2 separate regions of the Homo sapiens genome follow, and region 2 is linked to region 1. Evidence: chromatin loops called from intact Hi-C (ENCODE). Cell type or tissue: dorsolateral prefrontal cortex. All regions are shown on one strand. Each heading gives the region's core, and the rest is flanking DNA. Links, peaks and the distances in the headings are about the cores only. Region 1 overlaps LSAMP (limbic system associated membrane protein). Region 2 overlaps LSAMP (limbic system associated membrane protein).

What was found. Peaks named below come from ENCODE experiments on the same cell type or tissue, not always from the same donor. Only the 100,000 strongest peaks of a DNase experiment are listed, where the experiment ranks them.
Region 2: a loop joins it to region 1, with 15 times the contacts of the local background. A loop is called at or near these places in 1 of 110 quality-filtered maps.

The regions. Positions count from the first base shown.
Region 1 is chr3:116,036,701-116,042,088 of GRCh38, forward strand. All of the region lies in intron 2 of LSAMP (limbic system associated membrane protein), which reads right to left. All of the region lies in intron 2 of LOC124906269 (a long non-coding RNA gene), which reads left to right. Among named protein-coding and RNA genes, the nearest start is that of SNORD155, 130 kb to the left of the region's middle. In dorsolateral prefrontal cortex, for the core only: no CTCF peak of the experiment used is centred there; a DNase peak (open chromatin) is centred at 2,821; H3K27ac peaks cover 3,626 bases.
Region 2 is chr3:115,895,739-115,901,126 of GRCh38, forward strand. The region is part of intron 3 of LSAMP (limbic system associated membrane protein); the gene reads right to left. All of the region lies in intron 1 of LOC124906269 (a long non-coding RNA gene), which reads left to right. Among named protein-coding and RNA genes, the nearest start is that of SNORD155, 6.7 kb to the right of the region's middle. In dorsolateral prefrontal cortex, for the core only: no CTCF peak of the experiment used is centred there; no DNase peak of the experiment used is centred there; H3K27ac peaks cover 3,387 bases.

The DNA.
Region 1 (5,388 bases), core at 148-5,147:
AGATAATATAAGAGTATTATTGAATTAGCAAAATGGCATTCTCATCAATAGAGTCACAACTTCCATTCACAACTATTAAGATAATGAACAGTACCAAGTATTTCTAGAAATTGCTTGAGGAAATATTGTACTAAAAATTCTTACTTTGCAGTCCAGGTACTATAACCAAGTTTCTCTCCATTTGCATATGCTAGCTAGTAAATAGCATAGCTGCTGGAATAAATGAGTCCTGGATAATATTTTTGGCTTTCTCTCTGTCTTGGTATCTTTTGTACCTGCAGATCTTTTTTTCTTCCTCCAGCTAGAGGAGAAAGACAATACCTCAGGAATTATTTAAGGAAAATCTGTTACATAATCAATGCAAGGACTCGGGGACCTCTGTATTAGTTTCCCTTACTGAAATACAAAATTATGCTTTATCAGAACAAATAAGATTTCAAACATAGGTCAAGTATGTTCTCAGTTTCCCATAGTGAAACAATTCTATATTTGGCATTTTGCAGGTTTCCTTATTAAACAATCATTTCTTCATAAGAAAAACATAAAGGAATTTCACTGAATATATTTCTAGTACAGAAGCTATTTTTAAGGCCAACCAGGGAGGATTTCAGGATAATAGTGAGAGGGACAAACTGAAAATGTGTGACTCTGGATAGAAAATAAGATCTGGCCTACATAAGTAAGCAGTTATCTAAGAGCAGTCCCATTCACTAAATGCAAGGCTTCAGGAGACCTAGATTTTGAGCCCCATACTTTCTCTGACTCTCAGTAGGGCTCCTTCATGCTACAAAATCTCTCCATAGTTCAGTCTCTTTATCTCCAAAGAGATAAAAATAACATTCCAATTTTCTAGATTCCAGGACAGACACAAGGATTAACTAAATCATTTAGGGAAAGTATATTGGGTATATATGCTTAGAATATTTTCTTTTATGTAATCTTCTTCTCAGAAAGCACAAAAGGAAGATAAAATTGAGCCAGAATTGTATGGTAACATTACTGATTTTTATGTAGGGCTTGCAGAATATGTCCCATGACTATGTGGTTATACTTGGCCTAGCACACCTTTATAGTTTGTATGTGCATATATATAATCATATATATAATCATACTGATATATATATATCAGTAATGTCCTATATGACAAGATTGTACTCAACTTCAGTGGTATAAGCTTATTCTGTTTAGATGAGCATTTTAGAAGTGAACCAGGAGGACTAACCCTTGAGCTGAATTTCCATAGTCTCATGGTTAATGCTTCCTTATATGGATGAACATAAGAGGCCAGGGATCTAGAATAAAAGATATGAGTGTGATCAATGTCCTGAACAAAGGATGTCTGAAGATCCAAGAGGATGGGGACTATCTCTTTCAATATGTATTCATAGTGTATAATTTGGTGGTTAGACACTGGGTTTCAGAGCCTTGTTTCAGTCCCAGTTCCTCAATTTACTAGCTATTTAATCTTGGGGAAATTACTTAATCTTTCAGTTTTCTCACCTGAAGGATGGGAAAATTAACTTATAGGCCTTTACAAATTTTAAATAAAATAATGCGTGTGAAATACATGATGTCTGGAATATAGGAAGTATTCATAATAAATGTCACTAATCTCTGAAGACGCCAGTGCCACCTGATTGGAACATCAGAAATAGTGATTTGAAATATTTCTCTGGAACACAGAAAGGGAAAGCATGAATAAATGTATCAGTGAAGGCCAGAGACCTCTCTCTGGACATACACTTTTGGGAGGTAACAGGTGACCAGCAACTTTTATTTACTTGAATCTGTAACATCTCTGTAGAGAAAACTAAAGCATTAAATAGGATTTATTTCTTGAACCGTGGAATGCCTTGAATACTTTCTTTTTATTTCTAATTCCTTTGCTCTCAGATGAGAGCTCTCTCCCCTTCTCTGAGATGTATGCTATATATATACACCCGCCTCTCATTCTGAGATACACACTACAGTCACTTAGCACTTCCTCTTTTAATTGAAGGCTGTTCATTTGGCTGGCCTAAAGTAAGAGAGAGAAGTGCAAGTCAGAAAGACCACGAAGGGCAACAGAATAGAAATATTGCTCAAATGCTTGTCATTTTCTGCATGTTATAAGACAAAAGACTGAGATCTTCCCTTATATTGGGTAAGAGTTATAGTTGATTGAGAAACCACAATTGAATAATGTTTCTTTTGTGCAAATAAAAATACCAACCTTAAGGCAGCATTAGAATACTTTGCATAGCATTTACTTCAGGTTTTCATGAGAGAGGGAGGATAAAAACAACCTATATTTGATGCAGTTCCAAGGTCTTTCTTTTTTTCCCTGCCAGTGTTTGCAATAGCCTATATTTAAATGTATAGAGGTGTCTTCAGAGAACCACAGGCATAGAGAATTAGAAGTCTGTAACTGGAAGCATCTTTCAGGGTTGAGAAATGTAAGCTATTGTGAAAGCTCAACAATACATGTTGAAACAAATCTTTTGGAAATGATTGAATTGAATGTTTTCACATAAGCAAATCTACATTTGTCATTCTGAATTCTTTTTATGGAAAGATGGTGTTTCCCCCTCCTGTTTAGGTAATTAAAACTAGTCACTTGATGATCATTCATTATCAAACATTTCTGCACATGGCAAAAAATGCTTTGGGGATGAGACCCTGCTTATACAATTTCATCCATCAAAGGAAGTCTTTCTCCAGAAGCTATTATTCACTCTGTGAGAGTACATTTAAAAGCATTACTTCACACCTAAGTAACGTGTTAACAGCACAGAGTGTCTCTCCCTTGGTGGCTAGGCTCCAGTGCCTGTATTTTATGGAGGCACCATGCACCATCTTGAAAAGCTGGACAGCTTCCAGTAGCATTAGGGTTTGGAGGAAGAGCTGTTGCTCCTTAGAACTTTACTTCTCTTGGGAATATTATTGTTTCAATTTATTTTAATGCAATGAGTGGGAGAGAAGGTGGGAATAAAATGCCTACACAGAAGCCTCTATCTAACAGTCCTGCTGGGTGGGGCATTACAAAGAGAGGCCACAGGAAAACCTTTGAGAGTTTGGAGCCTGCTGCGTGAGAGAGATAAAAGTAGAAACAGCAAATTGGCTGCAATACGAATGGCAGGTGCATTTGTTCACTGGAGGCAAGTTTGGCAATTTAGTTTTCAATGACCAGCTTGTCTCTTTAAGGTTCACCTTTCAAAGTCCTCCTTTTTGCCCTCAACATACATCGCTAAAGCCCTGTCTCATCTTGAGTCCCCACGCTCCAGGTAACAGCAGCTCTTTACTCTGCCTCTCTTTGGGGGGGGAAAAAAACTGGTCCCCTTTTCTACTTACTGGGAGTGGAATTAAACAGAAGGCAATGGAAAGCTCGCTGAAGCACAGTGCACAGTAGAATGACATACCCAAAGAGAAAGCAAATTCCTGTTATGTGTGGATAGTTTTATCCTTCCTGGGTAAACACAGTTGAGGGGAGGGGAACTCTCAGGCAAAACACTATGATTCTGACCTCACTCCAGTATTTCTATAGATGGAAGAAAATTCAATGCGTATGTTCCCACTGCCAGAATGGGACTTAAGAGACACAGGTCAAGGGAGAAGAATTCAGAATGGAAAGCTGATGAGAGCAATCTGTCTTCGCTGAAAGGAGATGAAGGGAGGTGACAGTTGTCCAACGGTCTCAGATAAGCAAGGAGAAATGACTGCTATCTGTGTAGAGCTCATCTGGACAAAAAAACTACATTCATTTTTCCCTCTACATAAAGCACACATAACCTTGAAATGCACATGCTCTACATGCCATCTCTTGTTTATTTGTGTACCCACCATTCTTATTCCATTGGTTGTTTCTCACTTCTGTATTTCTGCCATTATTAACTGCCCTAGCAATTCCACAAAAGAAGTGAACATAATCTCAAATAAAATTGTGATAACACCGTTTGGAATACCTTTGATGGAATGTAGGTGGCCATGGAGGAGTCTCCCAAGGCAGCTTCATGTTAGGAAACCTGAAGTGGCTAGAGTAAATGAGGTCACTTTTCTTTTCTTCTCTTTCTTCCTTTTTTTTCTTTTAAGAGACAGGGTCTTACTCTGCTGCCTAGGCTGAAGTGCAGTGGCTCATGCCTGCTGCAGCCTCAAATCTCTGGACTAAAGCAATCCTTCTGAGTTGCTAGAACTACAGATACATGCCGCCATGCCTGGCTAATTTGTTTTCTTAATTTAATTGTATTTATTTATTTACTTTTTTGGAGACAGGGTCTCACTCTGTCACCTAGGCTAGAGTGCTGTGGTGTGATTACAGCTCACTATAGCCTCAACCTCCTGGGCTCAAGTGAGCATCCCGCCTCAGCTTCCAGAGTAGCTGGGACCATAGGTGTGAGCCGCCACACCTGGATAAGTTTTAAACTTTTTGTAGAAATTGGGTCTCACTATATTGCCCAGCCTGGTCTCAAACTACTGGCCTCAAGTAATCTTCCTGCTTCGGCCTCCCAAAGTGCTGGGATTATAGGCATGAGCCACCATGCCTGATCCTACATATTTTTAAGGCCCATATTAGCCAACAAAATGGTGAATTGATTCTGAGGAACAATCAAAAGAAGAATATATAACAAATAAGTGATTTCTGAATTGCACAGTTGCTTGTTAATGAACATCAATTTATCAAACATGCTTGTCCAAAGTTTAGCCAAAGATTGATGAAACACATATGATCTCAAAATCATCTCTCCCCTTTTATAGAATCAAAGGCCTCTGAATTTAGGCAGACAAATATGATTTATATTCAAAATTCAGTCCTTTTGCAAGTAAATGATTGAACTGAGTGTCCCTGGGATGAAGCCTCTTCTGCTTGTTCCTGTATTGGACAAAGAGCGGAGGAACTTAGGTGCTGCACTTTCAAACAGCATTGATTTCAAACATTGATCGTGCCATAGAGATGTGTACCATAAAAAATGACAGTAGAAGCAAATGCTTGATACCAACCAGAAACCTCTCAGTCCTCTCAATATATACAACTCCTGAGATAACACTTGATTTTAATTCAGCAAGAAGGAAGCAAAGTCATACATATGTTTTGGGAACCACAAAAGTAAATGAAAGCATGCAAAAAAAAACAAAACAAAACAAAAAAAAAACACCTTGATTTTAAAATGGAATACATCATTTTATATAGCAGCCAGGTTTGAAAACTTCATAAATGTGGGGGCATTTTTTTCCTATGGTTATTTTACTTGGATATGTTTGGATGATTAATTTATGCTTGAAGTAAACTATGCTACTTATTTTTCCTTGACATATATCTCGACACACTGCTATAATAGAACCAACATATGTATATATTATACAATTCACTTAGAATTAATTGTGCACTAAGGTTATGGATAATGTTAGGTGATG
Region 2 (5,388 bases), core at 239-5,238, 140 kb before region 1:
ACCATATTTATCCAGGGCTCCTTGGAAATGATTTATTCTGTAGAGAAATGTTTTGTTTGTTTTCATAATTGTTGAGGGGTTACCTCTTTAAGTAGTAAAACATTTTACATTCTAACTTCTAGGGATGAAAATCTTTCTTAAATGTGTCACACATATATTCTTGCCATTTCAAAAAGAAAACACTGCTATTTATTTTTCCCTGAAGAGCCAAGTTTATTATTATGAACATCTATTGTTGTACAACATTGATACCATTAAAATTAACTGAAACATCTGCTGGGCTATTTGCCATTTCACTAAATGTACCTATGCTTGTGTGAGCTTTAAGTTTTTGCATCTGCTTTTGTTGTTTATGTTTTTATGTTGTCATTTATGTTTTCTCCCCAGTCAAGCTATTAACTGTTATTCTTTCTCCTTTCTAATTTTTCTAAAATTCTCTACCCCTTGCTAAGATTTATAAATAAGACAGCAAGGAAATAAATCCAGTTCTTAGGATTGTTTGTAAACAAAAAACCCAATTTAAGGTCCAAACAGGGTTTATGTGAACAAAGTACACTAGTAGCTAAAAATAATGGTCTTTAGCTGTTAAAATAGTTTGCCACATACATATTCAACTGAAATTGATTGCTACTCAGTTCCAGGTAGGTGTAGTTATAAGGTGGCCAACTCCCAGGTAGTTGAGTGAGGTGTAATATACTCCTTGTGGATATATATAGTGGTATCTGAGATAAAAATTATTATCAGAGTAGAAAAAGATGAAATCAGTAGCTGCAAGGCAGGTGATTCTGGATCCAAGATACTGGGGTCATCCTGCACTGTCAAAAACAGTGTAGAATGAGATCTGACTCTTGCTGGCTTTTATGAACTTGTACCATTCATTTAATCAAAACTGTGCCTTGCTTTTCTCATTTGCAAAACAATGTAGATAATCAATACCATTGATTTAGGTATTGAGGAAGTGAGGATAATTTCTACTGTTCTCCTCATTTTTCTAAATTGGTCTCATGGTATGCAGCTTTTACTATTTTTACATGTGGTCCGCACATTGTTATCCTCAGTGAAAGGACTTTCAAATTTGAGGGAAGAGGGCTTCTTTTTTTTATGGTCATGATTCATAAGTGCAGGATTTCTATGCCCTGAACATGGGTTCCTAAGTTCCAATGTGCCCATGCATGGAGAACTTCTTGTCCTCCTTGGAAACACATTCTGAGCAAGGCCTGCCCTTTGGGGTTGTATCTATTCCCACTCCTTTCTTCTGTCAGTGATGGGTAAATGCAGTCCTAGACATTTAGGTATGAAGGCTAGCTGATGGGGAAGGAATAAGAAGCCTCGCTTATGATTCCAAGATTAAGCTTCTCATTGGTGACCCTTACCAGAGAATCTCTGAACTGGGTAGGGTTCGGCTATGGTATGTGTGTGGCAGGGGGAGGGAGGAGGTATTGCTTAGATGCTCACCCAGCTATTAATAAAGCTGATCATTTTTCCCCTCATTTGGCCAGGGTTGTTGTTGTATATAATTTTCTCTATAGCTAACTTGGAAGGAGAAAAGCAGAGCAGCATGAAACTCACTAAATTCCATCAAGAAATCTTATTACTGTTGGAGGATTATGGTGATTACATGATTTTTTTTAAAAAAGCTTGACATACAGTAGGCCCTCAGTTATTTAGTTATTTACCTCCCTCTTCTCTCCATGAAGAGAAGAGGAGAGGAACTGAATGGAGGGCTATGAAATGGGAAAAGTGGTAAACCATAGTGTTCTACCTGATCAAGAAGCTGGGGGGAATAACTAATGAATAATTGTAAAGCCTTTCAGAAAGATAAAGTCTATAGAAATGCAAAATAGTAATATCAGGGAAGTAGAGATGTCAGTTGAATATAAAGAAGACAGCTTTTATTCCCATACAAATATCTTGGTCACCATCAGCAGCGGTGGACAAGAAAACAGAAAGAAGGGTGTGTGACAGTTTAATAGTGTTTTGTTAAAAATAGAACGTGTTTTAAGAGTGTCTGGACTTTCTTTAAAATAAAAAGATGAGCACTGACTCACTTTCTGTTAGAACAGATTCAGAAGTGCCTCTGGCAAAAATCACTGGCTTTCCCACCTCCAATTTCCTATGTTAATTAAATTGGGAGGGCAAATTTGGTATATGAGAGGAACAATGTCAAGAAGCCATGTTGGCAGGCAAAATACCGCTTCATGTGGGAGCAGTTCGTGAGCTCTGGCCAGCTCAGCTTTCCACGCTGAATTCAAATCTCACTCCAGATCCAAAATGCTAGTCCATGATATCCCTCCTGAGGAAGTCCTAGGGGCTAGGATAAGCTCAAGAAAGACCATCTGCTTAAGGATTTATATTCAGAAACCTGGGACAATGGGGAACTCTTGGCTCATTCTCAGGGTGTTAAGGGTTTAGTGTTTCCCCAAATTTTGGATGATGATAAATGCTATGCAAAAAATAGTTTCTACATCAAGATAAATTTAGGAAACACTGGATTTAAAAAAATTAACAGATATTTTTCAACTGTAGGAGTTCCTAAAACCTTTCATATGTTAATGTGAGCTGTACATTTCCAAAAGATAAAGACAATGTGTTCTCCAAATTTATTTGACTATAGAACTGTTTTACAGAGTGTTCATCAGGGCAAGCCATAAGGTGCACTTTGGGAAATACTGTTCTGGGGCCACCTACAGATTTTTCTTTTTGTTTTGGGCATCCTAAGGATTTTCTAGAAAGAGCTGAATCTCCAGAAGAGCCAAGAAAGTAGATTTGAGAATTCAGCTGAAATCTGAACAACCTATTGAGGTTGCATCTCAGTCCACTTTAGTACCAATATATGATTGCCTCATTTGCATGAAGATGCATATATATATATATATATATATATATGCACCCAAAAGACATTTCTTTGATCTTAACAAGATACAATTAGATTGAGACTCACCTAGTACCCAGCCAATGGTCCAGCCTCCCTGGCTATGACTGAATCAGGCAGACTTCACTTAGCAGAAAGCTCAAAGATGGGGGATGGGGAGCATGGTGCTTCCTTGTTTGAAGGTTGTGAGGCATCTCCAGTGGTGACCACCCACTACATAGCCACAAAGGAAGTTCGAGAAAAGGAAGAAAGGGACTAGTGTGTGGTAAATTCTCTTTGGGTGCTATGAGCATGCACACTTAAGTCTGGGTTGCAGTGGCCAAGGGGCTGTCATGCAATGACCATTTGAAGCCATGCATCAACGTGTACAGCCATGGGTGTCTCAGATGGCACCACAGTATAAATATAGTCAAATCAGTTCAGTATCCAGAACTCAAAGGAGAGAATTGTGCTGAAATCATGGAAAAGGATAAAGAAGCCTCATTTTAATATGTTAAACACACACACATAACTAAGGCAGCCAATCTGAAACAGAAGCAGATGTATTCAGGGTACAAAGAATAACATTTTTAGCTAGCTCGGCTTCCTTTCAAACAGTTTTTTTCAACAGTGAGAGCTTTCTGAGAAATGCATTTATATAGGTACAAAGCATGTGTCTCTGTGGCAGCAGGAGTCCTTATTTGCATCAGATTTTCTTTAACACCTGTTTGTTTCAGAGGGCACTGCCTTCCTAGGAAACACTCCAGAAAAGGAATTACATAAAGAAAGGATGCTTTAGTTTGGAAAGATGAGGCAGTGCAGAGCATTCACAATTCCTATAAATCACCAAGTCTACTTTCCTTGGTGAATAAGAGAAAGGTACTTTAAAAAACTATTATTATAAGAGCTGTGATTACCCTTGTATACATAACTGCCTGATGCCTATTTTTAAACCATGTCCTTGGAACACAATGAGTATTCAATAAGGGATGTAGACTTAACTCTTCCAATATCTCAATCCTGCACATCCACTAAATCTTATATGTCAAATTGCCATAAAATCTAGATGTGATGCTGTTTTATTCTGTTGATTAGAATGATTTTGTATCTAACTCTATACATAGTCCAAACATCAACTTTGCACAGTCAGCAACAATCTAGATTCTTAAATATCCTGAGAAGGGGACATGGCATCTGGCTCTGCTTTAAATTGTGCTTACTGTCGACAACAGAAGTCTCTAAAAATGGCATCGGAGTTTATATTTATTCACATCTAATTTATTTCAGAGGGACAGACCCAGTTTCCAAATTGAAAGATCGTCTTCCTGATGACCATTAGGAATGGCCTGCTTTCTTAAGATGTGAAGGAAAAAAGAAGTTGAATGGCCTCTATGTACTATAATCCTTCATGTCCTCACAGTGGTGCTGTAAGCATGATAAATAATTTTGGATGTAGAATTACACTTAACTATTTGCTTTTAGGATATTTGTTTCTTTACCTGTCTTCCTACATTCAATACATCAGAGAATTTCAGTGTGGGTTGTGACCTTAAAGATATTATTCTCTAGGTCCAAATGCTATAGATGAAGAAACTGGGGCAGGACAAAACTAAGAGCTTCATTTAAGTTTAAATTGCTATTTCAGCTGGGCGTGGTGGCTCATGCCTGTAATACCAACAGTTTGGGAGCCCAATGTGGGTGGATCACTTGAGGTCAGGAGTTCAAGAGCAGCCTGGCCAACATGGTGAAACCCCAACTCTACTAAAAATACAAATATTAGCTGGGTGTGGTGGCCCATGCCTGCAATCCCTAGCTACTTGGGGGGCTGAGGCAGGAGAAACTCTTGAACCCAGGAGGCGGAGGTTGCAGTGAGCCAAGATAGCACCACTGCACTCCAACCTGGGCAATAGAGTGAGACTGTCCAAAAAAAAAAAAAAAAAAAAAATGCTAATTGATACCAGAGTCAGCTTTTGCCACAAACTCTGACCCTAAGGCTAAAAGACCAGAGATTTGTGAACTCTCAATATTTGCTAATGTTCTGCATCATGAAAGGATGGAAGGGTACATGAGCAGGCATACAACCAAAAGGAGAGAAGTTGGCTGCTCCATTTATTTTGTTTCCTGTCTCTTGTCTTCAGCATCAAGAGAAATGTTGACAGTGAAAGAACAATGGTTAAATGGAGAAAAACCATTATTCGCTTTCAGGTACCTTACTGGGCCTTTGGCACTCACAGTGGATTCTGCATCAGGATGAAAACAGCTGATTTTGGTTCATGGCTATAGATCCTGGAGTTAAAAATGTCTAAAGCAGCACAAACAATTTTCTCATTTATTTGGAAGTATTCTTCTTTTCTGAGATTCTTACTTTCTTCCCTCTCAATTTTGGCAAAAACAAGTTTCATTTCCTCCACCAACACATATTCTCCCTGCCCTTCCTATATTCACCTTTGCTTAGTAGTGAGTAGCAGGCTCTGCTATACATGCTGAGTAAGAGAAGGTAAAGCAGTAGGAGCATGCTTATGGATACATTCTCTGCT